2 separate regions of the Mus musculus genome follow, and region 1 is linked to region 2. A link is a loop called in an ENCODE intact Hi-C map of the cell type or tissue named here. Cell type or tissue: left cerebral cortex. All regions are shown on one strand. Links, peaks and the distances in the headings refer to the core of each region. The heading gives the core; the rest is flanking DNA.

Evidence for each region. Peaks named below come from ENCODE experiments on the same cell type or tissue, not always from the same donor. Only the 100,000 strongest peaks of a DNase experiment are listed, where the experiment ranks them.
Region 1: it touches region 2 in a loop (30-fold over the local background); 5 of 42 quality-filtered maps call a loop at or near these places.

Annotation. Positions count from the first base shown.
Region 1 is chr6:129,141,431-129,154,578 of GRCm38, reverse strand. No RefSeq gene overlaps it. Among named protein-coding and RNA genes, the nearest start is that of Gm26160, 27 kb to the left of the region's middle. In left cerebral cortex, for the core only: no CTCF peak of the experiment used is centred there; no DNase peak of the experiment used is centred there.
Region 2 is chr6:128,713,097-128,726,244 of GRCm38, reverse strand. It overlaps Klrb1 (killer cell lectin-like receptor subfamily B member 1), which reads left to right and starts at 3,148. Exons shown (of 6, transcript NM_001099918.2): 1 at 3,148-3,283; 2 at 12,573-12,662. The coding sequence starts at 3,199. In left cerebral cortex, for the core only: no CTCF peak of the experiment used is centred there; no DNase peak of the experiment used is centred there.

The sequences.
Region 1 (13,148 bases), core at 6,159-8,658, 430 kb before region 2:
TGCCTCTCCTCTTTCTCTCTCCCACCCAGAAGACCTGCCTACACACCCAGTGATTGGTTTCTTTCTTCATTAGAAGAGTCACATGAAGTCCTGAGCACATGATTCATTCCTCATCCCAGGCAGCTCTTCTTGGAGAACTTGAATTAGCATCAAAATACAAACAGCACCAGGGTGATCCACAATATCATTTTATATTTTTTTAATTAATTAACTTCAGACGAATTAAATTGTTCAACATATTCATTAAAATAACCCAATATTCCACTTCTTAAGTTGATATCTTCCTGTCCTAGTCAAGGTTTTACTGCCGTAAACAGACACCATGACCAAGGCAACTCTTTTTTTTTTTCCATTTTTTATTAGGTATTTAGCTCATTTACATTTCCAATGCTATACCAAAAGTCCCCCATACCCACCCACCCCCACTCCCCTACCCACCCACTCCCCCTTTTTGGCCCTGGCTTTCCCCTGTACTGGGGCATATAAAGTTTGCAAGTCCAATGGATCTCTCTCTCAAGTGATGGCCTATTAGACCATCTTTTGATACATATGCAGCTAGAGACAAGAGTTCCGGGCTACTGCTTAGTTCATATTGCTGTTCCTCCTGTAGGGTTGCAGTTCCCTTTAGTTCCTTGGGTGCTTTCTCTAGTTCCTCCATTGGGGGCCCTGTGGTCCTTTCAATAGCTGACTGTGAGCATCCACTTCTGTGTTTGCTAGGCCCTGGCATAGTCTCACAAGAGACAGCTATATCTGGGTCCTTTCAGCAAAATCTTGCTAGTTTATGCAATGATGTCAGCGTTTGGAAGCTGATCATGGGATGGATCTCAGGATATGGCAATCACTAGATGGTCCATCCTTTCATCACACTTCCAAATTTTGTCTCTGTAACTCCTTCCATGGGTGTTTTGTTTCCTATTCTAAGAAGGGGCAAAGTGTCCACACTTTGGTCTTCGTTTCCTTGAGTTTAATGTGTTTAGCAAATTGTATCTTATATCTTGGGTATCCTAAGTTTCTGGGCTAATATCCACTTAACAGTGAGTATATATTGTGAGAGTTCCTTTGTGATTGGGTTACCTCACTCAGGATGATGAACTCCAGGTCCATCCATTTGCCTAGGAATTTCATAAATTCATTCTTTTTAATAGCTAAGTAGTACTCCATTGTATAAATGTACCACATTTTCTGTATCCATTCCTCTGTTGAGGGGCATCTGGGTTCTTTCCAGCTTCTGGCTATTATAAGTAAGGCTGCTATGAACATAGTGGAGCATGTGTCTTTCATACCGGTTGGGGCATCTTCAGGATATATGCCCAGAAGGGGTATTGCTGGATCTTCCGGTAGTACTATGACCAATTTTCTGAGGAACCACCAGACTGATTTCCAGAGTGGTTGTACAAGCTTGCAATCCCACCAACAATGGAGGAGCATTCCTCTTTCTCCACATCCATGCCAGCATCTGCTGTCACCTGAATTTTTCATCTTAGCCATTCTGACTGGTGTGAGGTGGAATCTCAGGGTTATTTTGATTTGCATTTTTCTGATGATTAAGGATGTCGAACATTTTTTCAGGTGCTTCTCTGCCATTCGGTATTCCTCGGGTGAGAAATCTTTGTTCAGTTCTGAGCCCCATTTTTTAATGGGGTTATTTGATTTTATGGAGTCTACCTTCTTGAGTTCTTTATATATATTGGATATTAGTCCCCTGTCGGATTTGGGATAGGTAAAGATCCTTTCCCAATCTGTTGGTGGTCTTTTTGTCTTATTGACAGTGTCTTTTGCCTTGCAGAAGCTTTGCAATTTTATGAGGTCCCATTTATCGATTCTTGATCTTACAGCACAAGCCATTGCTGTTCTATTCAGGAATTTTTCCCCTGTACCCATATCTTCGAGGCTTTTCCCTACTTTCTCCTCTATAAGTTTCAGTGTCTCAGGTTTTATGTGGAGTACCTTAATCCACTTCGATTTGACCTTAGTACAAGGAGATAGTAATGGATCAATTCGCGATCTTCTACATGATAACAGCCAGTTGTGCCAGCACCATTTTTTGAAAATGCTGTCTTTTTTTCCACTGGATGGTTTCTAGCTCCCTTGTCAAAGATCAAGTGACCATAGGTGTGTGGGTTCATCTCTGGGTCTTCAATTCTGTTCCATTGGTCTACTTGTCTGTCACTATACCAGTACCATGCAGTTTTTATCACAATTGCTCTGTAGTACAGCTTTAGGTCGGGCATGGTGATTCCACCAGAGGTTCTGTTATCCTTGAGAAGAGTTTTTGCTATCCTAGGTTTTTTGTTATTCCAGATGAATCTGCCGATAGCCCTTTCTAATTCGCTGAAGAATTGAATTGGAATTTTGATGGGGATTCCATTGAATCTGTAGATTGCTTTTGGCAAGATAGCCATTTTTACAATGTTGATCCTGCCGATCCATGAGCATGGGAGATCTTTCCATCTTCTGAGATCTTCTTTAATTTCTTTCTTCAGAGATATGAAGTTCTTGTCATACAGATATTTCACTTCCTTAGTTAGAGTCACGCCTAGGTATTTTATATTATTTGTGGCTATTGAGAAGGGTGTTGTTTCCCTAATTTCTTTCTCAGCCTGTTTGTCCTTTGTGTAGAGAAAGGCCATTGACTTGTTTGAGTTAATTTTATATCCAGCTACTTCAATGAAGCTGTTTATCAGGCTTAGGAGTTCTCTGGTGGAATTTTTAGGGTCACGTATATATAATATCATATCATCTGCAGAAAGTGATATTTTGACTTCTTCCTTTCCAATTTGTATCCCCTTGATCTCCTTTTGTTGTCTAATTGCTCTGACTAGGACTTCAAGTACAATGTTGAATAGGTAAGGAGAGAGTGGACAGCCTTGTCTAGTCCCTGATTTTAGTGGGATTGCTTCAAGTTTCTCACCATTTACTTTGATGTTGGCTACTGGTTTGCTGTAGATTGCTTTTATCATGTTTAGGTATGGGCCTTGAATTCCTGGTCTTTCCAAGAGTTTTATCATGAATGGGTGTTGGATTTTGTCAAATGCTTTCTCCTCATCTAATGAGATGATCATGTGGTTTTTGTCTTTGAGTTTGTTTATATAGTGGATTACATTGATTGATTTCTGTATATTAAACCATCCCTGCATCCCTGGGATGAAACCTACTTGGTCAGGATGGATGATTGTTTTGATGTGTTCTTGGATTCGGTTAGCGAGAACTTTATTGAGGATTTTTGCATCGAAATTCATAAGGGAAATTGGTCTGAAGTTCTCTATCTTTGTGGGGTCTTTTTGTGGTTTAGGTATCAGAGTAATTGTGGCTTCATAGAATGAGTTGGGTAGAGTACCTTCTGTTTCTATTTTGTGGAATAGTTTGTGAAGAACTGGGATTAGATCTTCTTTGAAGGTCTGATAGAACTCTGCACTAAAGCCATCTGGTCCTGGGCTTTTTTTGGTTGGGAGACTATTAATGACTGCTTCTATTTCTTTGGGGGATATCGGGCTGTTTAGATCATTAACCTGATCTTGATTCAACTTTGGTACCTGGTATCTGTCTAGAAACTTCTCCATTTCATCCAGGTTCTCCAGTTTTGTTGAGAATAACCTTTTGTAGAAGGATCTGATGGTGTTTTGGATTTTTTCAGGATCTGTTGTTATGTCTCCCTTTTCATTTCTGATTTTGTTAATTAGAATGCTTTCCTTGTGCCCTCTAGTGAGTTTGGCTAAGGGTTTGTCTATCTTGTTGATTTTCTCAAAGAACCAGCTCCTCGATTGGTTGATTCTCTGAATAGTTCTTCTTGTTTCCACTTGGTTGATTTCGCCCCTGAGTTTGATTATTTCCTGCTGTTTACTCCTCTTGGGTGAATTTGCTTCCTTTTGTTCTAGAGCTTTTAGGTGTGTTGTCAAGCTGCTAATATATGCTCTCTCTAGTTTCTTTTTGGAGGCACTCAGAGCTATGAGTTTTCCTCTTAGAAATGCTTTCATTGTGTCCCATAAGTTTGGGTATGAAGTGGCTTCATTTTCATTGAACTCTAAGAAGTCCTTAATTTCTTTCTTTATTCCTTCCTTGACCAAGATATCTTTGAGAAGAGTGTTGTTCAGTTTCCACGCGAATGTTGGCTTTCTATTATTTATTTTGTTATTGAAGATCAGCCTTAGTGCATGGTGATCTGATAGGATGCATGGGACAATTTCAATATTTTTGTATCTTTTGAGGCCTGTTTTGTGGCCAATTATATGGTCAATTTTGTAGAAGGTCCCGTGAGGTGCTGAGAAGAAGGTATATCCTTTTGTTTTAGGATAAAATGTTCTGTAGATATCTGTCAGATTCATTTGTTTCATAACTTCTGTTAGTTTCACTGTGTCCCTGTTTAGTTTCTGTTTCCATGATCTGTCCATTGGTGAAAGTAGTGTGTTGAAGTCTCCCAGTATTATTGTGTGAGGTGCAATGTGTGCTTTGAGCTTTACTAAAGTTTCTTTAATGAATGTGGCTGCCCTTGTATTTGGAGCATAGATATTCAGAATTGATAGTTCCTCTTGGAGGATTTTACCTTTGATGAGAATGAAGTGCCCCTCCTTGTCTTTTTTGATGACTTTGGGTTGGAAGTCAATCTTATCAGATATTAGGATGGCTACTCCAGCTTGTTTCTTCATACCATTTGCTTGGAAAATTGTTTTCCAGCCTTTCATTCCGAGGTAGTGTCTATCTTTTTCTCTGAGATGAGTTTCCTGTAAGCAGCAAAATGTTGGGTATTGTTTGTGTAGCCAGTTTGTTAGTCTATGTCTTTTTATTGGGGAGTTGAGTCCATTAATATTAAGAGATATTAAGGAAAAGTAATTGTTATTTCCTGTTATTTTTGTTGTTAAAGTTGGCATTCTGTTCTTGTGGCTGTGTTCTTTTAGTTTTGTTGAGGGATTACCTTCTTGCTTTTTCTAGGGCGTGGTTCCCGTCCTTGTACTGTTTTTTTTTTTCTCTTATTACCCTTTAAAGGGCTGGATTCGTGGAGAGATAATGGGTGAATTTAGTTTTGTCGTGGAATACTTTGGTTTCTCCATCTATGGTAATTGAGAGTTTGGCTGGGTATAGTAGCCTTGGCTGGAATTTGTGTTCTCTTAGTGTCTGTATAACATCTGTCCAGGCTCTTCTGGCTTTCATAGTCTCTGTTGAAAAATCTGGTGTAATTCTGATTGGCTTGCCTTTATAAGTTACTTGACCTTTTTCCCTTACTGCTTTTAGTATTCTATCTTTCTTTAGTGCATTTGTTGTTCTGATTATTATGTGTCGGTAGGAATTTCTTTCCTGGTCCAGTCTATTTGGAGTTCTGTAGGCTTCTTGTATGTTCATGGGCATCTCTTTCTTTAGATTTGGGAAGTTTTCTTCTATAATTTTGTTGAAGATATTTTCTGGTCCTTTGAGTTGAAAATCTTCATTCTCATCCACTCCTATTATCCGTAGGTTTGGTCTTCTCATTGTGTCCTGGATTTCCTGGATGTTTTGAGTTAGGATCTTTTTGCATTTTCCATTTTCTTTGATTGCTGTGCCGATGTTCTCTATGGAATCTTCTGAACCTGATATTCTCTTTTCCATCTCTTGTATTCTGTTGCTGATGCTCTAATCTATGGTTCCAGACTTCTTTCCTAGGGTTTCTATCTCCAGTGTTGCCTCACTTTAAGTTTTCTTTATTGTGTCTACTTCCCTTTTTAGGTCTAGTATGGTTTTGTTCATTTCCATCACCTGTTTGAATGTGTTTTCCTCTCTTTCTGTAAGGACTTCTACCTGTTTGATTGTGTTTTCCTGTTTTTCTTTAAGGACTTGTAACTCTTTATCAGTGTTCTCCTGTATTTCTTTTAGTGAGTTATTAAATTCCTTCTTAATGCCCTCTACCATCATCATGAGATATGCTTTTAAATCCGGGTCTAGCTTTTTGGGTGTGTTGGCGTGCCCTGGACTGGGTGAAGTGGGAGTGCTGGGTTCTGATGATGGTGAGTGGTCTTGGTTCCTGTTAGTAAGATTCCTACGTTTACCTTTCGCCATCTGGTAATCTCTGGAGTTAGTTGTTATAGTTGACTCTGTTTAGAAATTGTTCTTCTGGTGATTCTGTTACCGTCTATCAGCAGACCTGGGAGACAGACTCTCTCCTCTGAGTTTCAGTGCTCAGAGCACTCTCTGCTGGCAAGCTCTCCTCTTACAGGGAAGGTGCACAGATATCTTGTGTTTGGACCTCCTCCTGGCCGAAGAAGAAGGCCCAAAACAGGACCTTTCCCAGAAGCTGTGTTGCTTTGGCAGGTCCCAGAAGCTGTCAGCTTCTGTGGTGCACACTCTCACCTGTGCAGACTAAGTTCCTAAGTTCAGCGGAGTCCCGGAACCAAGATGGCGCCCGCTGCTCCTGAGACAGAGGGCTTCCGAGCCAGGTGGACACCTGTCCTCTGGTCGGGAGGGTGGCCGGCTGTCTGCAGCCTGAAAAGGGTGCTGCCTCAGCGGCTCTGTGGCTCTGCCTATCCCAGAAGCTGTTCAGTTCTGTAGTGCACCCTCTCACCTGTTCAGACTAATTTCCTAAGTTCGGCGGAGTCCCCAAGGCAACTCTTATAAAGACAATATTTAGTTGGAGCTGGATTACAGTTTCAGAGGTTCAGTCCATTATCATCAAGGCAGGAGCATCTAGTGATCTTTATCATCTAGAGAAATATTGACACATAGTAGGTGGTTATATCTCTGAATGAATGAATGAGCTCTGTATACATTTTATCCATCCTACTATCAAAGCAAACATTTTGTCATTTGGTCACAAAGCAGGTCACTGCCCATGTTCCACTTTCTGTGTTTGCTTGTTTGTTTGTTTGTTTGTTTGTTTGCTGAGATATCTAATCCTTATGCTGGGAATTTCCCACAGTTTGAGCCATCTAGAGAATGGGTTGGTTCAGTTGGTTCAGCTTGGTTCAGTTCTTTCACTACTGGGTCACACACCACATTGGCTTTATTCTACTAATTTTGTCCTTTAGCTTCTCCATTCAAGCAGATATCTGTAGGATCATAATCACAATGAGGATAGACAAATTTTCTAGCCTCTTGATTAGGGATCATGAACAGTAGTGTTGAGGAAATCTCATAGTTTTTCTCAAACTGCATATTTTACTTCCATTTCAACAAGCTCCTCCCCTACTTTTGCTAAGCAGGAACACAGCAGAAGGAAACATGCTTCTTTCTATCATGCTGGCTCACTTAGATCCTCCTAGCAGTGTAAAAGCCTCCACTTACTCTTGACCCTGATGTGAAGATGAAGCTAATGACTCAAGATATTTTCCTGATTTTAACTTTAATACTTCCTAAACAAGCATAATTTAATATTGATAATCACATAGCTTTCAAAATACAGGGATGATATCAAATTGAAAATGGTACCGTGTTATTGATATTAGTAAGTCCGTATGGGTCACAGAGTTCAGTGCTATCTCAGGACAATTTGACACATTTTCTACCTCAGTTTCTGGTCCCTTTTCATACTGTTCATGTCATGTTATCCTCTTGAGTATTACCTCAGTCTTGCACATTATTTCACTAAGATTACTAAACTCTCTGGCAGAAAAGAGGGCTGATTTTGCCAAATGCTAGATTCTAGGGGTGCAACTGCAGTAGAACTGAGCCAGAAAGTCTGTTCTGTACCAGGCAATGTGTAAGCTTTTTATCTCTGAAGCTGTGGATATCTGCAAGCAAGGTGTCCTACACCATCACCACCAACAGAACCACTGCTAAAAAGCCACAGGTTTCTAATTAGTGTGTGTGTGTGTGTGTGTGTGTGTGTGTGTGTGTGTGTGTGTGTGTGTATGAGTATGTATTTGTGACAGCAAATGTGTGGCTGTAGGTGTGTATATGTATGTGTGTGTGTGTGTGTGTGTGTGTGTGTGTGTGTGTGCATGTGTGCATGAGGGTACATGATTGCCACACTAGGTGTTGAGATCAGAGAACAACTTTCAGGAGGTGATTCTCTTTCCAGCAAAGGTATTAAAAATTGCACTCCAGTTGTCAGGTGTCTGCAGCAAGTACTTTTACTTGAGAAATCATCTCACCATCCCAAAGCAATCAGTTAAAATTATAATATATCTAAAGAGGCTTATATCTAGAATATATACAAGTTTCAAAAGGAGAAATAGCACCATTTACCTGAGGGGAAAGATGGGGGGACCTAAGTGTCTTTACATTACCATAGACTCTTGATGTGTTCTTTGTAGGCAGGAGATGGGAACTGTGATCAGTGACAGACTCTAAGTTCTGTGAGGCTAAATGAACACCAGGAAATCTATGGTGAATGCTCTACTCTCTGAGTCCACATACACCCACACTTGCAGCTGAGGGTGTCTCTCTATTAAACGCTGTGTCCATTAAGGCCGCACAGTTTACAGGATTTCATCTTTGAAACAGAAGATGTAACAGATGATCTAATCTGGACTTTTTGTTTTTCTCCCTTTAACCATCTGCTTTGAGTTACTTCTTCAGGCCCCAGGGTAAACAAAACACTAAATCTTCAATTAAAACTTCATGGATTCCACCCCTCCCCAGTTCCAGGAATTATTCTATGCCACATTGTACAAATTAAATATGTGTAAGTTTCTGGTGCTATTTGAGATGAATTGAACTATAACATCCTCCTGATATATCCATGTTATGAAGGAAGCTGTGAAGTGTGGAAATAATAACATAAATGTAGTGTTAAAACAAAACAATAATGTCTGACACAATAGGAAAAGCAATGAGGAAGGAGCCACACATGTCTGTTACAATTGTCCTGAAGATCCACACGGATGTAGCAATGTTCAAGCTAAGGATTTTGTCTGTCAGAGCAACAGGGAGTGGAAGACTTGGAACTATGGGATATACTAATTCCTCCAAAGATTTTCACACCTAGATCCTTAAAGCAAGGACTACAAATGCCCCCAAGTCAGACATTCTCATATCACAAGTGAAAAAGAAGAAGAAAAGCAAAGATTTCCTTAAAGTGTTTGATGAGAGTGGAATTGTACCAGGTGCTAGCAATTACATGGCAGTGGCTGCAATCTGATGGCTGTGAGTTCCAATAAAGAAGGGGTGTATACATACAACATTATTACAAAGTGAGGGAAAGCCAGTGTGAGGGTCTTACAACTCACTTAAGACTCAGTGAAATGGAGAGCCAGGCTACCTTTTGGGTGAACTGGGTGGATAGTCCCATGATCCCCAGAGGACTCCCCACTCTCCACTTCCACGGAAATATAGGATCCCAGAATCCCAGATGCTTGGTCACACTAGGATCCCAAGGTCTCAGAGGAAGCTTAACTGCCAAGAACTCTGAAACACCCAGAATCTCAGGATCACAGGATCACAGAATCACAGAGAAAGCTGGACTCTGAGGAGTTCTGACTCAACTAGGATTACAGGAAGTACAGGCTATACAGCACAGATATATATACAGCACAGATATATCAAGGGCAGAGAGCACTTGAGATATCTACACTTTGCACCAGAGTGACTGGAATTGTGGCTGTCCTGATTATAGGATTTTAACTTATCTGAAATAACTGTTTTTTAATAAGTGTGTTGGGTTCCCCTCACACACCCCCACACCCCCGCTTTTATTTTGTACTTGCCTCCACTGGGAAAGATGAAGAGAACACATTTCTCTGATATCCATAAACATGAAAGCACGTGAAATCTCAAAAAAAAAAAAAAAAAAAAAAAAGAATAGAAGCAACAGAAACCAAGGTTACTTGGAATCATCACAACCCAACTCTCCCACCTTAGCAAGTTGTGGATACACCATTACACATGAGAAGCAAGATTCAGATCTAAAATCACTTCTCATAATGATGATAGAGGACTTTAAGAAGGGCATAACTCACTTAAAGAAATACAGGAGAACACAGGTTAAACAGCTAGAAGCCCTTAAAGAGGAAAACAAAAAAATCACTTAAAGAATTACTGGGAAACACAATCAAAAGGTGAAGGAATTGAACAAAACCATCCAGGATCTAAAAATGGAAGTAGAAACAATGAAGAAATCACAAAGGAAGACAACTCTGGAGATAGAAAACTTAGGAAAGGAGTCAGGAACCATAGATGCAAGCATCACAAACAGAATACAAGAGATAGAAGAAAGAATCTCAGGTGCAGAAGATACCATAGAAAACATTGACATAACAATCAAAAAAATGTGAAATGTAAAAAGATCCTAATCCAAAACATCCAGAAATCCAGGACACACTAGGAAGACCAAACCTAAGGATAATAGGTATAGATGAGAAGAAAGATTTCCAACTTAAAGGGCCAGTAAATATTTTCAACAAAATTATAGAAGAAAACTTTCCAAACCTAAAGAAAGAGATGCCCATGAACATACAAGAAGCCTACAGGACTCCAAATAGACTGGAACAGAAAAGAAATTCCTCCAATCACATAATAATCAAAACACACTAAACAAAGAAAGAATATTAAAAGCAGTAAGGGAAAAAGAGCAAGTAGCATATAAAGGCAGACCTATCATAATAACACCTGAATTCTCCCCAGAGACAATGAAAGCCAGAAGATCCTGGACAGATGTCATATAGACACTAAGAGAACACAAATGCCAGCCCAGACTACTATACTCAACAAAACTCTCAATTACCATAAATGGAAAAACCAAGATATTCCATGACAAAACAAAATTTACACAATATCTTTCCACAAATCCAGCCCTTCAGAGGATAATAAAAGGAAAATCCAATACAAGGAGGGAAACTATGCTCTAGAAAAAGAAAGAAAGTAATCTTTCAACAAACCTAAAAGAAGATAGCCACAGAATCTGAATTCCAACTCTAACAACAAAAATAACAGGAAGCAACAATTATTTTTCCTTAATATCTCTTAATATCAATGGACTCAATTTCCCAATAAAAAGACATAGACTAAGAGCCTGGTTATATAAACAGGACCCAACATTTTGCTGCATACAGGAAACACATCTCAGAGACAAAGACAGATAATACCTCAGAGTAAAAGGCTGAAAACCAATTTTCCTCGCAAATGTTCCGAAGAAACAAGCTAGAGTAGACATTCTAATATTGAATCAAATTGACTTTTAACCTAAAGTTATCAAAAAAGATAAGGAGGGACGCTTCATACTCCACAAAGGTAAAATTTACCAAGATGAACTCTCAATTCTGAACATCTATGCTCCAAATGCAAGGGCATCCACATTCGCTGAAGAAATGTTATTAAGCTCAAAGCACACATTGCACCTCACACAATAATAGTGGGAGACTTCAACACCCCACTTTTATCAATGAACAGATCATGAAAACAGAAACTGAACAGAGACACAGTGAAACTAACAGAAGTTATGAAACACATGGATTTAACTGATACCTATAGAACGTTTTATCCTAAAACAAAAGGATGTACCGTCTTCTCAGGAACTTCTACAAAAGTGACCATATAATTGGTCACAAAACAGGCCTCATCAGATACAAAAATATTGAAATAATCCCATACATCCTATCAGATTACCACAGACAAAGGCTGATCTTCAATAATAACATAAATGATAGAAAGCCCACATACATGTGGAAGCTGAACAACACTCTACTCAATGATAACTTGGTCAAAGAGGATATAAAGAAAGAAATTAAAGACTTTTTAGAGTTTAATGAAAATGAAGCCACAACATAACCAAACTAATGGGAGAGAACAAAAACAGTCCTAAGAAGAAAACTCATAGCTCTGAGTGCCTCCAAAAAGAAACAGGAAAGAGCATACACTAGCAGCTTGACAGCACACCTGAAAGCTCTAAAACAAAAAAGATGCAAATTCACCCAAGAGGAATAAATGGCAGGAAATAATCAAAATCAGGGCTGAAATCACCCAACTGGGAACAAAAAGAGCTATACAAAGAATCAACCAAGCCAGTAGCTGCTTCTTTGAGAAAATCAAGAAAATAGATAAGCCCTTAGACAGACTAACTAGAGGGTACAGAGACAGTATTCTAATTAACAAAATCAGAAGTGAAAAGGGAGACATTACAACAGCAACTGAGGAAATCCAACAACAAAAAAAAAATCATCAGATCCTACTAAAAAAAGCCTTTACTCAACAAAACAGGAAAACCTAGATGAAGTGAACAATTTCCTAGACAGACAACAGGTGCCAAAGTTAGATCAGGATTAGATTAATGATCTAAACAGTCCCATATCCCCTAAAGAAATAGAATCTGTCATTAGTAGTCTCCCAACCCCCCCCCCAAAAAAAAATCCCCAGGACCTGATGGGTTTAGTGCAGAGTTATATCAAACCTTTAAAGAAGACCTACTACCAATACTCCTCAAACAATTCTATAAAATAGAAAGAGACAGTACTCTACCGAATTCATTCTATGAAGTCACAATTACTCTGATAACTAAACCACACAAAAACCCAACAAAAATAGAGAACTTCAGACCAATTTCTATTATAAATATGGATGTAAAAATACTCAATAAAATTCTTGCAAACTGAAGCCAAGAACACATTAAAAGGATCATCTATCATGATCAAGTAGGCTTCATCCCAGGGATTCAGGGATGTTTCAGTCTATGGAAATTTATCAACATAATCCACTATATAAACAAACTCAAAGAAAAAAACCATATGATCATCTCATTAGATGTTGAGAAATCATTTGACAAAATCCAACACCTGTTTGTGACAAAAGTTTTGGAAAGTTCGGGAATTAAAGGCCCATACTTAAACATAGCAAAAGCAATATACAGCAAACCAGTAGCCAACATCAAACTAAATGGAGAAAAACTTAAAGCAATCCCACTAAAATCAGGGATTAGGCAAGGCTGCCCACTCTCTCCCTACCTATTCAATATAGTACTTGAAGTCCTAGCCAGAGCAATTAGATAACAAAAGGAGATCAAAGGGATAAAAATTGGAAAGGAAGAAGTCAAAATATCACTATTTTCAGATAATATGAGAGTATAATTAACTGACCCTAAAAATTCCACCAGAGAACTCCTAAACCTGATTAACAATTTCAGCAAAGTAGCTGAATATAAAATTAATTCAAAGAAATCAGTGGACTTTCTCTACACAAAGGATAAACAGGCTGAGAAAGAAATTAGGGAAACAACACCCTTCACAATATTCACAAATAACATAAAATACCTTGGT
Region 2 (13,148 bases), core at 4,267-6,766:
GTCTTGAATGTTAGCAAGCCTCCAGGGATGCAGGTAGAGCCGTGGCCTGAGAAATCTAAAAACAGCATCTTATACACTGTTTCCAGGAGATAAATGGGACAGAGTCAGAAAAAAGCTATCATATAATTGGATAATGCCAGCAGGAAGCTAATCAAGAAGTGATGTAGAGAGGGGACATGGAGAATCTGAAGAGTGACATACTAAACTCATAGTAACCGTCAGGCTGATAATCCCAGTCTTTTTTTTTTTTTTTTTTTTTTTTTTTAAATGGTTGTGAGGTTCTCTTCTTCTTCTTTTTTTTTTTTTAAAGATTTATTTATTATTATATGTAAGTACACTGTAGCTGTCTTCAGACACACCAGAAGAGGGAGTCAGATCTTGTTACGGATGGTTATGAGCCACCATGTGGTTGCTGGGATTTGAACTCTGGACCTTCGGAAGAGCAATCGGGTGCTCTTACCCACTGAGCCATCTCACCAGCCCAATCCCAGTCTTTTATGGGAGAAAATGCCAAGTTCCCAGGAACTGAAAACTTATGTCTTCTAAGGGCCTATTTCCAGGCCCAGGCAGGTCATGCCAAGTTCACTCCTGGGCAAAGACATTTGGTCTTGCCATTTCATTAGAGCTTCTGAGGAAGCTTGGATAGGCCTGGATCTCAGCACTCTGGGAGAGTTCTGCCCAAATCTTCTGCAGATTGAAGCATGAGAGCTGCCTCAGTTGCCTGCTCCCTTCTCTGTAATATATCTCCTTAGTTTAAAAAGGGCTGGGGTGCAACCCCCTATCTAGCATCAGAACTTCCCACAGAGCTACTCTGGTGTGTGTGCCAATGCCTCAAGCAATGCCTCTAGGGAGGGAGGAGCTCTTGTAGCTTCCTGGTGAGCCATTCTGCTCAAGGCACCCATTGCTTTGCATTTTGAGCCTGAAGCAATGATCTTAACCCATGGCTGCCACTTTCTGGCTCATATTTTCATCTTCTTTCATAAAATAATTGCCTTTATCACTTTTTTATCATTCATGATTACATTACTTTCATTTTACTCTGTTTCTCTATATATTCCAACTCTATTTTTCTATATATTCCATATATATATATATATATATATATATATATATATATATATATATATAAAACCTGGAAAGATTTGATACAAAAATAGGCTTCTATTTAAAAACCTGTCTTTATTTCTCCATGAGACACTCAACATTACTTTTTCTTCTTCCACTCTCTAAGACCCAGAATTTCTTATAATCTTTCACCATTTGATTTATTTGGATTTAATGTCGCATTGTTTGTATAGAACATCACATTGTAATCTCTCCCACACATTATGTGTTTGTCTTCTCTCTCTCCATATATTTTACTGTGACAACATCAAGGTAATTCGAATTCTGCTATATTTTGTGCTAAAAATTTCATTGGCACTAATAGATTCTTCAGTAGTTCATTTTCAGTAGCAAATGTGTTTTTGTATGCGTAGGAGGATGGCTATATAATCGTGCAGTACTTGGTGTTGTTGATATTTTGCAACCAGCAAGTGTCAGTTTGTTTCATGCTTCTGTGGACAAATGACACTCTTTTTACCCTCAGTTAGTTCACACTTTGCAGCATAGAGGCACTTGTAACCTTTACCAGGAACCATCTTACCTCAATATGTTAATCTTAGAAGAACTACTATGAATTCCTAGTCACCACCGATGGCCTCAGAACTTACAGCTAAAGCTCCAGATCTCCTACCCAGATCAAAGCAGTATTTGAGTCTTCTTCTTAGAACATCAGACTTCTTTTTTCTATTTGTATTACTAATTCATGCCAACAGATTTCATTTACAGATGGATTATTTATTTAAGTGCGTTCCATGAACAAATTTATTACTTGGCATGATTATTCACACATTTCTACATGTAAGGCTGCACTATCTTGACAAAGGAAAGTGTTTATGTGGCAGAACCATGCACCGTTAACACATTTCCAGGTGAGTCTTATATATAATAAAATTGAGGCCTTTATAAAATATACACTGAAACGTCTATATAATAGATCTAATCATTTTTCTAGAAATGTATGCAGAATCACTTAAGATGGACAAGTCAGGAAAGTCCTCCACACTTTTTTTTTTAGGTTTAGATGAAGCATGAGGCAGAGCCCTATTCCTGGCATTGAGTGAAATGACTGTTATCTAACGCAGACAGCTGAGGATATTTCATTGAGTCATAAGTGAGCTGTGAGACCCTCACACTGGCTTTGCCCCACTTCACAATCATCCTGGTGTTGGAGAATTAGTGTGAGCCCCATGTTGTATGTATACATCTCCTGTCTTCTGAAACTCATAGCCAACAGACTACTTCACTGCCATGTCATTGTGAGCGATTGGTACAGTTCCACTCTGACCACAGAAGGTGACTTTAAGGAAATCCTTGCTTTTCTTCTTCACTTATAATGTGTGAATGTGTGACATGACATTAGTAGTCTTTGCTCTAAGGGTCTAGGACTCAAAGCCCTTGGAGGAGTTAGCACATCCCATAGACCCAAGTCCTCCACTCCCTGAGCTCTGACAGATGAAGTCCTTTCACTCAGGTGAATGATGTTATATCCAAGTGAACCTTCAGAACAATGATGAGAGGTATATGTAGTTCCCTCCTCAGTGCTTTTCCTATTGTGTCAGCCATACTCTTGTCCTCATTCCCACATTCCACACCTTCCTTCATGACATAAATATTTCAGGAGGATTTTTGAGCTTCAACTAGTGTCCAATATAACTATAAACACTGATGCACTCATTTTTATTTTCTTAAAAAGTCACAAAATATATTGCATTATAATTTCAGAGACTTTGGTGGAGAGCGTATCTCTTAAATTTGAATTTGAGATTGAGCGGTTCATCCAATTTACACTGACATTTGCCTTGAGGTAATAACTGAGAATGGATGGTCGAAGAGCTGTGAACAAAAAAGCCTTTTTCAGAATTTTTTCAAAAATCATACCATGTGTTACACCTTCAGTTTTAACGATAAGAACATGTAAATGTGAGCATAATAGACCCACATTTAATATCTTTGGAGACAGCACCAGTTGCAAATGTGAGTAGGTGTGGCCACAGAGAGCATAATGTTGATAGCGGATATTCTTTTGTTCATTTCACATCACAGAATGCTGAGTTTGTTCTCACTCAAAGGTCAGTGTTACATCTCCCATCTCTAATGGATGCACCAGTGCTCTATGCTGAATTAAATTTAGCCGAGACCAGAGGGCTCAGGTGTACATCAGCTCCATCTCTCCCCCAAGGTAAGTGGCTTTATTTCTTCTTTTGGCATTTGAATATCTTTGAGAGTTAAGCATTTCTTGTCATATTATAGTTTCAAATGATTGCTTTGGGATGGTGAGATGGATGATTCCTCAGGTAAAATACTTGCTGCACAAACCTGACAACCAGAGCTCAATTCCCAATGCCTTTGGTGGGAAGAGAATCACTTCTTGAAAAGTGTTCTCTGATTTCTACACCTAGTGTAGCATGCACACATCTGCAGACAGACAGACAGACAGACACACACACACACACTCACATTTAATCACACACAAACTCAACAGATAAACACAACTACAAAGAGAAAAACTTAAATGTTATTTAATTCATAGAGTTCATGAAAGATGAATGTATAGGTTTGTAATCATTAAACACCTATATCAGAGACAACATGATGTAGAATGCTAGCAAGAAAAATATTAAAATGAAAATTAAGATTTTTACCATTAGAGACAGCATCATGTCAAGTAGAGTAATCAAATCAAGCTTTCCTGGAATCCAGCCCTGAATGATACTTGGGACCAAGACTGAGTATGTGAAAGATGTCACCTAGAAAGATGGACTCAAAAATACAAAGGAAGAATATGTCTGTGATGTTGCATGGAAGCATGCATCCCCAGTGTGCTGCAGAAATCAAGTCAGGAGGAATGGTGACAGGTCAAAAAGGATTTGGAGCGCGTTCCATAGGTACAAATGTTGAGGGCATCCATTCAAATGTGTTGAACAGTGGAGAATACTTAGCATTCTGTGGATAGCAAGGAATACCCAAAGCAGGTTCTTCCCCATAACCAAACCTCACACAGCCTCTTCAGGGATCAATGGCTGTTCTCCTCAGCCCAGTCTCATACAGAACAGCTCAAACAGGTCAGGATGGGTATTCAGTTCCTTATATTTTAATGTGAAGGAGTAGCGATTTCTGAAATCACCCAAATAGGCTTTTACTTTCAGTAAAACAAAAATAAAAAACAAAATACACTTAAGATGGACAGGAAATAATTACTGTGTATTGAATAGTGGTTTGGAGCAGACACTGTGCTTTGGAAATAATAAGAATTGTTTTATCAAATCCTAAAATTTTGTGAAGTAGATATTGTCCAGTCATTTTACAGATGAGGAAATCTAGTGTCTATGAATTTTTAACATATGCCCTCCAATAATGTATTATTCTACATTATATTATATTATTGATAACATTGAAATATGATGGTGCTGAGTACTAGACTTTTGTAAAAAAGCATCAAAATAGTGACTGTATGAAGATGAGACTTTTTTACAAAAAGACTTAGAATTTCAAAGGTAGAAGTGTGAGAAAAGAGAGAAATGTGAAATAATGCTTATGTACTGTTTGGGTTTGTGTGTCAAGCTAGAATCATCAGAGAGGTAGGAGCCTCAGTTGAGGAAATGCCTTCATGATATGCAGCTGTAAGGCATTTTCTCAATTAGTGATCAATGGGAGAGAGCCCAGTCCATGATAGGTAGTGCAATCCCTGGGCTGGTGGTCCTGGGTTCTAAAGAAAACAGGCTGAAAAAGTCATGGGAAGCCAGCCAGTAAGCAGCACATCTCCATGGCCTCTGCACCAGCTCCTTCTCCAGGTTCCAGCTCTGCTTTAATCTCTGTCCTGACTTCCTCCAATACCCTTTCTTCCCCAACTTGTCTTTTTAATTTTTTCCCATAGTGTTTTGTTTCAGCAATAGAAACCAAAAGTAAGACATGTATAAAATAATAAATGTAATTCACTAGACATATCTACTATGGTTAGGTATGCTGTGTCAGGAGAAATTCTAGGCTGGCATACATGCACAGTTCTTCTCATATTCAGGGTGTCTTTGGGACCTTAGAGTTTTCTCTGGTGTCTGCTTTTGCCTCCTTGTCCATTAACATAGCATGTCTTACATAGCTGGAATTACAATTCATGCTACTATTTTAAAAGTCCAGCATACTGTCTATATCCTCCCATGACAGTCTTGTAGCACCTCTGAATACATAGCATTTCTCACTAGAAGATTGCTTATAGAACTGCCAAATATAAGCTCAAGTCTCTTTTATAAAAATGGTATTTGCACAGGACCTATGGGCAGATCTCTGTGCAGAGATCTCCAGATTAACCACAATACCTAAGATTATCTGTGTGACATACAAATAGCTGTTATAAGTATTTGTCTAGAGAATATGACGGTAAATGTCTGTATGTGTTCAGTATACTTTTATACACGAAAAGTTTTAGTCATCATTGAACTGTGTCCACCGATACGAGTGGTTCTTAAGGCTAGGGGGAATCTGTCTTCTATTTCCTGGGACCATTTCTAGTCTATCTTTCTCTCTTCATTCTTTGGTTGTTTTTTCCTCAAGAACATTTTAAATGATTTAACATTCTTAATGGTTTTTTTGTCAGCATCCTAAATTTGATCTACAGTCCTGAGACCACTACTGTTTGTCTGCATTCTGGATCATATAATTCAGCCACCAAAAATAATGAAAGCTAAATAAAACAAAACAGAACAAGGGCTGGTGAGATGGCTCAGTGGGTAGGAGCACCTGACTGCTCTTCCGAAGGTCCAGAGTTTAAATCCCAGCAACCACATGGTGGCTCACAACCATCCTTAACGAGATCTGACTCCCTCTTCTGGAGTGTCTGAAGACAGCTACAGTGTACTTACATATAATGAATAAATAAATCTAAAAAAAAAAAAAAAAAAAAAAAAAAGAACAAAAAATCCAAAACAAAGTAAAACTATAAAAGTAGGAATGGTCACAGTCAATTGTGGACCACACAACAAAAATAAAAGACATGCTAGCACATTTGTTTCAGATTTTCCTTTTTTTTTTTCCTTTCTTTTTTCTTTTTTTCCGAGACAGGGTTTTTCTGTGTAGCCCTGGCTGTCCTGGAACTCACTCTGTAGACCAGGCTGGCCTCAAACTCAGAAATCTGCCTGCCTCTGCCTCCCAAGTGCTGGGATTAAAGGCATGCACCACCACGCCCGGCTTGGTTTCAGATTTTAACATGTAACTCAAAGCATGACATCATTTATATAAGAGAATATTTAGAAGCAACAGAAAACTAATAAAAACCTGAAATAAATCTGTATCTGTTAAATTTGGAATCCCAGTCATGCAGAGTGGGGAACAGTTGTAAATTTAGTACTCAGGAAGTGGAGACAGGGTCATCAGGAATTCAAGGTCACACTTAATCACAGAGAGTTTGGGACTAGTCTAAGATGCCAGAAGTACAACCTCAGAAACAGACCAAAGCAAAACAAAAAGCGGTAAGAAAGCTTTGCTCAGAACGGTACAGTACTTGATTCTAATTATTGACTCTAGAAAGCCATTAATATAATGGTAATAATACATGGAACTGTTAAACTAAATGATAGGAATAGGGGATTATGATTGATTTAGAGATTAAAAGCCAGCTAGTGTTTCTCATTATTACCTTTGTAAATGAAACTAATTATTTTCCATATGAAACCCAGATTTTTTAAATTGTCTAGCAAAAAGTTAAATCCACAAAGTTGGGGTATATGCTGACTGCATCTCAAACATTAGTCCATCTCCCTGCTTAATAAAATACCCATTGTTGATACAGTTACCAAGGACAGCTGAGATATCAAACATGGTCTTTAGGTGGTGCAGTGTGGTAGACATACTATATGCCGTGCTATATAGGAGTAACAGAGGTCCTCATGCTCACAGATAAGCAAGCACTAGGGGAACCAGGAATGTTAAACTCACAGGAACTTCAAAGGAAGGGATGCATAACTTGTTATACATCCAGAAAGCTGGGTTTGGACTCTTACACTTTGTAACTATTGCACTATCTGTGTGGCTGAGACAAAACTGAATTATCTCCCAGACCCTTATTATGAGCTATAGAACTCATCTTCATGGATGATATAACACGTTCTTTACAAAAATTTCAATGTAATCTTAAGGTGAACACAGGATTGAGTTAGTTATCACCTGTCGAAGCAAGCACAGCCTTCATTTGCTGTGAATTTATGACATGGGGTCTTTTATATTTATTAAAAGATTTAGGCACTATAGCTGGGCAGATACTGAGCTGTTCTAACCTGATATGCTGACCTGGCCTATGTCCCAGACACATGGTATATTACCTAACATCTTAGTCTCACCCTGGCTAGACTAACTCATCCAAGCAAATCTTGATGGTGCCTCCCTGATCCCGACCCGAGACACCACCCCCACCCCCTTGAGCCTGGAAGTCCTGCCTTTTCCTCTCCTGCTCAGTTATTTGCTGTTCAGTGTTGTGTCCGGCCAGCAGACCACAACCTGGGTTCTAGCCTGGAAAGGCATTTTGGAAACCTGGAAGAGAAGAGGGGCTAGGTGGCGAGAGAAAAGAATGTAGCCAAGACAGTTACTCTGATCAAGGCTCAAACTTTATTGTTGCGACACTAGTTATGAAGGAAGGGGGAGGGGACCCGATTCCCGCCGAATAATCTCTGGTCCAGTAGAAAGGTGCATGTGTGTGGCTCCGCAGGTTCCAGCAGTGGGCGTGGCAGAACGAATGAGCAGGAAGCTCCACCCCTGAGCAAGCAGGTTTCAGGCTGGGGGAGGGGAGACTACAGTTCAGCTTTATATTTAACAAATCTGCAGGTGATGGAGAACAGTGTTCTACAAAATACTGAGTTAAGAGATGCTTTGTAATACTGACAATACCAAAGTCCTGACTGCAACCAGATTTCTGGGTATGGAAATCAGCATTTAAATACACAGTGCACAAAACCATCCTCCATCAATCACAGGGAAATTTTCTCTAAATTTTGCTGTGTTTAAATATGCCTAAAAGTGAAAGAACCTAGTGGGGAAACCCCCACTCAACTCCCGATTCGGCGTGCACCCAAGAATCACGAACAGAACACAACACCTTGATGTAACAACATGAGGTAATTTAATGGCGGAGCTCCGGTTCGAAAAGTATCTCACACAGGAGACAGTTGATTCGACCACGAGGCTTGGAAGCTAGGGGTTTTTATAGAAAAGGGGTGGGGCTGGGGGAGGAATTGGCGCGGATTCACATGATTGGTCCATTTAAACATCAGCAGCCTGTTAACATTTAACTTAGGTCAGAGGGGTGGGAGATAGGGATGTGCCGTGCCAGTCCGGACATGTAGACGGGCCTGCCCGGGCATGTCCTGGCCTGTTCTGCTATGTTCTCAGCCCCAGGTTTCAAAGCTCACAAACAACTCTTTGGGCTATTTGACATACATTACATGAATCACAGGTCTCAAGTTTTATTTCCATTCAAAAGAAACTATCTGAGGTCAGATGACCAAATTTAACCAATATAGGCTAATTAGTCATGTTGAACTGAACTGTCTTTTTGCCTTCTGAATATCATTGCATAGCTGGCTGTGGTGGTCACAGAGACCCACCAAAGTTTTACCACAGTATCCTCTTATCTGATAATATATGCTGAAGGCCAGCTTCAGCACCATAGCGCTAACTCAGGAGGGCTGAGCGTGGTATCAATGATTGGGGTTTGTGCTAATAGCAGCTGACTGAGGTCAGCACTGGTGGAGCTGATGGTCTGTAACAAGAGCTGTTGTTGATGGCAGCCAGCGACTAGAAAAAAGAAAGGGAGGGATTTTTCTCTCTCTCTCTCTCTCTCTCTCTCTCTCTCTCTCTCTCTCTCTCTCTCTCTGAGTGAATCAAGAAAGCAAGCTCCAAAAGCAGACTACAACAACTTTATTTCCTTAATCCTTTTATGGCCTGTAAGAAAAAAATTTTGATGTAAGAAGAAAATTACCTCATGGCCACAGTTACAAAATTTCTAAAAAAAACAATCACCACAACAACATATTCTTCAAAAAATAGATTTAAATCATTACACAAAAGGGGAATCAACACAGGATTATTGATTACACTTTCTTCTTCTCAAACTTATATCTACCTTTATGTAAGGCAAGTGGAGCATGCCACCAGACAGAAGAACTGGTAAGGTTGAGTACCCCATGAAACTCAGAATTGAGTATGATAGATGTCAGGTCAGATCCCTGCCAAACTCTGTCTGCTCTGGAACACATAACCATGAAACCTGACTGAGAGGACCACGGCAATCAGTCATGTTGCATAAAAACCTGGATTTCTCCATGCTAATGAAGTATCTAGATAGGCCCTGAGTGTTTAGCCAATAAGCTTCCTTTCCTGGGCATCCCTTCTGGGAAGAAAGTATTTAATCCTTGGCTTACCCTGAGTAAGGTGTATGCATTTACATTCGCCATCAAATAAAGCAGTTTGAACTAAGGATCACAGATCACAGTGGAGGTGAGGCCTTTGCTGTAAGGAGCTGCACCTAAATCTCTGAGAGATGACTTTCTCTCTCCCAGAACCTCTGTACATTTGACACTTGAACAAAACCCAGTTCTGCCCCCAGCCTTGACTCTACCTTCCCCTCCTGTCTGGTGGGTAGATGTCCTGAGGGAAAATGGGGACTGGGAACCTTGTTCCCAACTCCCAGCAGGATGCTGGCAGCACCTGGATACACAGGAGACTAGGAACCACAGCAATTGTCCCAAAGTTTGCAGTTTTATATGGGTGTGTGTGTGTGCATGGACTGAGAACTCCCATTACAGACTGCATTCTGCCTCCCCATGATCCTGACACCCTAGCAGTGAGACAGACACACAGCCTGGTGCCTATACATTTCTCATCTATCCTTCACTCTACAAGTTCAGTGTAACCCCAAGGCAATGCTTCTTTTGTCTTAGATTAGCAAAGTTTGATCAAGCCAAGTCTGTAGTAGCAACTTTATTTCTTATGTTTAGCTAGGGACAATCTGTATTTACTAAGGAGCAGGTAATCAATCAGTCTTATGTCTTATTTTTGAAGCCTTGATTAGCTAAACTGGCTAATTATCTGTTCTCTGCTCTTACATTCATAATGAAATAACCTATTCTTTGTTTATGACCTTCCTTATTATGGTACACAGCAAAACCTGTGACTTTATCCCTAGATCAAAAGATCAGTAAAGTCAGGCCCAATCTAGGATGAATGTGTTCTTTGAACATTAACTTGTCCCAAGCCTAATTTTCTTGCTACTACAATTCACACTTAAAACCCATGAAAGCTCACGTAACTCCTTTTTTCACCTGTGAGGCTCTTGCTACTCTTTCTGGAAGGGGCATATTCTGTTCTTGATTTTAACTTTAAATTTTCTATTAACTACCTTAGCTTCCCCAAATTATTCAAATCAAACTAACTTCCTACAACTACTTGAATCAAAACAGGAATTCCATAAAATCAGTAATCCATATAAACAGCATTATCTCAAGAACTTTCATTTTCATATTGTTCTGCAGGAAACATGGCCAACAGCGTGAACTATCATCCAGGAAGTAATCATCCCAGGCTACAGGTAGTGAGGGTCTTTTTGTGCCCAATCACACTATGTCAGGTATATGGAGAATTTAGCAATGATAAGCATGAGAAGGCACATAAATAGCAAGAAGCAATCCTGGGACAAAGATCCTGGGATCATACTTCTCCATGGTACACCCACTGCAGCTGTACCATGGTGTAAATGATGGGGCATCTCCAGGAAGCTCACTTGCCTATTGCAGTTCTTCCTCCATGGGGACTGCCAGGTATAGACTTAGTATATGTCATGTGTAGAGGGAAGTGTTGTTTCTATAGTTGGTTCTTGATTGTGTCAATAAAAAAGGGCAGAAGCCAATTGCTGGGCAAAAGGAAAAAGGTGAGACTTCCAGGTCCCAGGAGGAAAAGAAGGAACATAGGGAGAGAAGAGAGATTCAGACCAGGCTTTGAAACGAGGAGGAAGCTGAAGTCATATAGGTCTTGGGGTACCTAGAGTTTGTAGCCTCTGCTGGGGGGTGGACATGGAGGGACAAGGAGGATTGAGGGAGCTAGTTGATAAGATTAGGGCAGGAAATTCTTTACCCAGACATTGAATTATCTGGCTAGTTTTAAATAATAAAACTACCTAGTGTTTTCCATCTCACGTGGGGCTAAGGTGGACAGGAGGAGAAAGAGGGCAGTTTGGGCAGTTGTTGGCAAAAGCTGTGAGAGTCTGGGGGAGTGATCTCAGCTCTGAGGAAAAATAGCTAGCTGCCCATTGGTGGAGTTGAGTGAGACCAGCGGCAGCTGATCTCGGAGCCTAGCTGTGAGCTCTGGCAGAGCTCCCTGGAAGGCAGAAGCATGATTTTTAAAAATTACAGGTAACAGTCATGTTATAACACAGTATCCATTTATTTGCTACTTCAATGTCTGTAGCTTCTGCTACTTGCATTCAACAGTGGTCTTAAACTACTAACTAGAAAATTCTAGGAATAAGAAACCAGTGTTTTAAGATGGACACTGCCCTGAGCAGCAATGATGAAATCTCATGGCATGTAGGTTAAGGTGTCAACCACTAGTGTCTTACTTAGGGTTTCCATTGCTGTGAAGAGATCCTATGATTGACGTTTATAGAGGATAACATTTAATTGGGGCTGGCTTACAGGTTCAGTGGTTCAGTCCATTATCATCAAGGCAGGAAGCATGTCTGGCACTGGAGGAACTGACAATTCTACCTCTTGTTCTGAAGGCAAACAGGAGAAGACTGGCTTCTGGCATCTAGGAGGAAGATCTCGTTGCCCACTCCACAGTGCCCACTCCACACTTCCTGCAGCAAGGTCACACCTACTCCAACAATGCAACACCTTCTAAAGTGCCACTTCCCGGGCCAAGGATATTCAAACCACCACAACTAGTCACCAGTGCTTGTGTCCCAGTAATACTCACTCACTCAATGATGGACCCAAGTTGCAAAAGTTGGGATACCAACAGCCGACTCATGGCAAAAAGAAGTCATAGGGCATCCTTTTAAATAAAAGGTGTTATCACAAAGTACTCCACTTAGTGAACATTTTCTTTTATAGTCATACATCAAATTATGAAAGTTATAGCCACTAGGTGTAGTGTGGGCTTAGTTAAAATGGAAAACTTTCTCACTTTCTGTCTGTCTGTCTGTCTGTCTGTGCCTCTGTCTCGTCTTTCTCTGTCTCGTCTTTCTCTGTCTGTCTGTCTCTCTCTGTCTCTCTCTCTCTCTGTCTCTCTCTCTCTCTCTGTCTCTCTCTTTGTGAAACAGTGTACACAAATTGTAACACTATCTCCAGTATGAGTCAGTCTACTATCTTGTTCAAAATAGTCCTCATAGCTAAGGGATGTCTTATGTAGTTGTGAACCACTTCTGACCTTTATCTCAGATATACTCAAGTGGATTTATGAAGTGTATTATTATTTGCTCTTCTTAGATGCCTGTCAGGGACCAGGCTGGCATCGGGTGGCTCTGAAACTCGGCTGTGCTGGGCTGATCTTTCTTCTGATGGTACTCAGTGTCTTAGGTAAGTGAGGCAACAGCTTTTGCTTCATAATTTTCCCACATAAACATTAATTTTTTCATAGCATTTGGGTTCCTTAAGCCTAGGGGAAGGCCTATATGTCTGTAATGTTACAGGTCAATATCCTGTGCCCTCTGAAGAAACTTCACATTTCTTCCATGCTTCTTGATTTTTGTGAGTAGCATTATGGGGTATGTCATATGTGCATCTAGAATGTAGAAAAATAAAAGTCACAGTTGTAACAAAAGATGACAAAAACAATGAAAACTAAAAGCTTCGGCTTCTTATATGTTTAATAAACCTTCTCTTGTGTGGATGTGACTGAAAACAGGCAAGCTCGGATGTGACTTGTGAACAGTTTGAGAGATTCAGCAACACTCATAGGTTGACTTGTCAATCAGATCATATGCAACTTCTACTCGGGTCTGAGAGTTGCTCCACAAAGCATATTAACACCATCTCAGTCAGACAAGGATGGTTTATTGAATG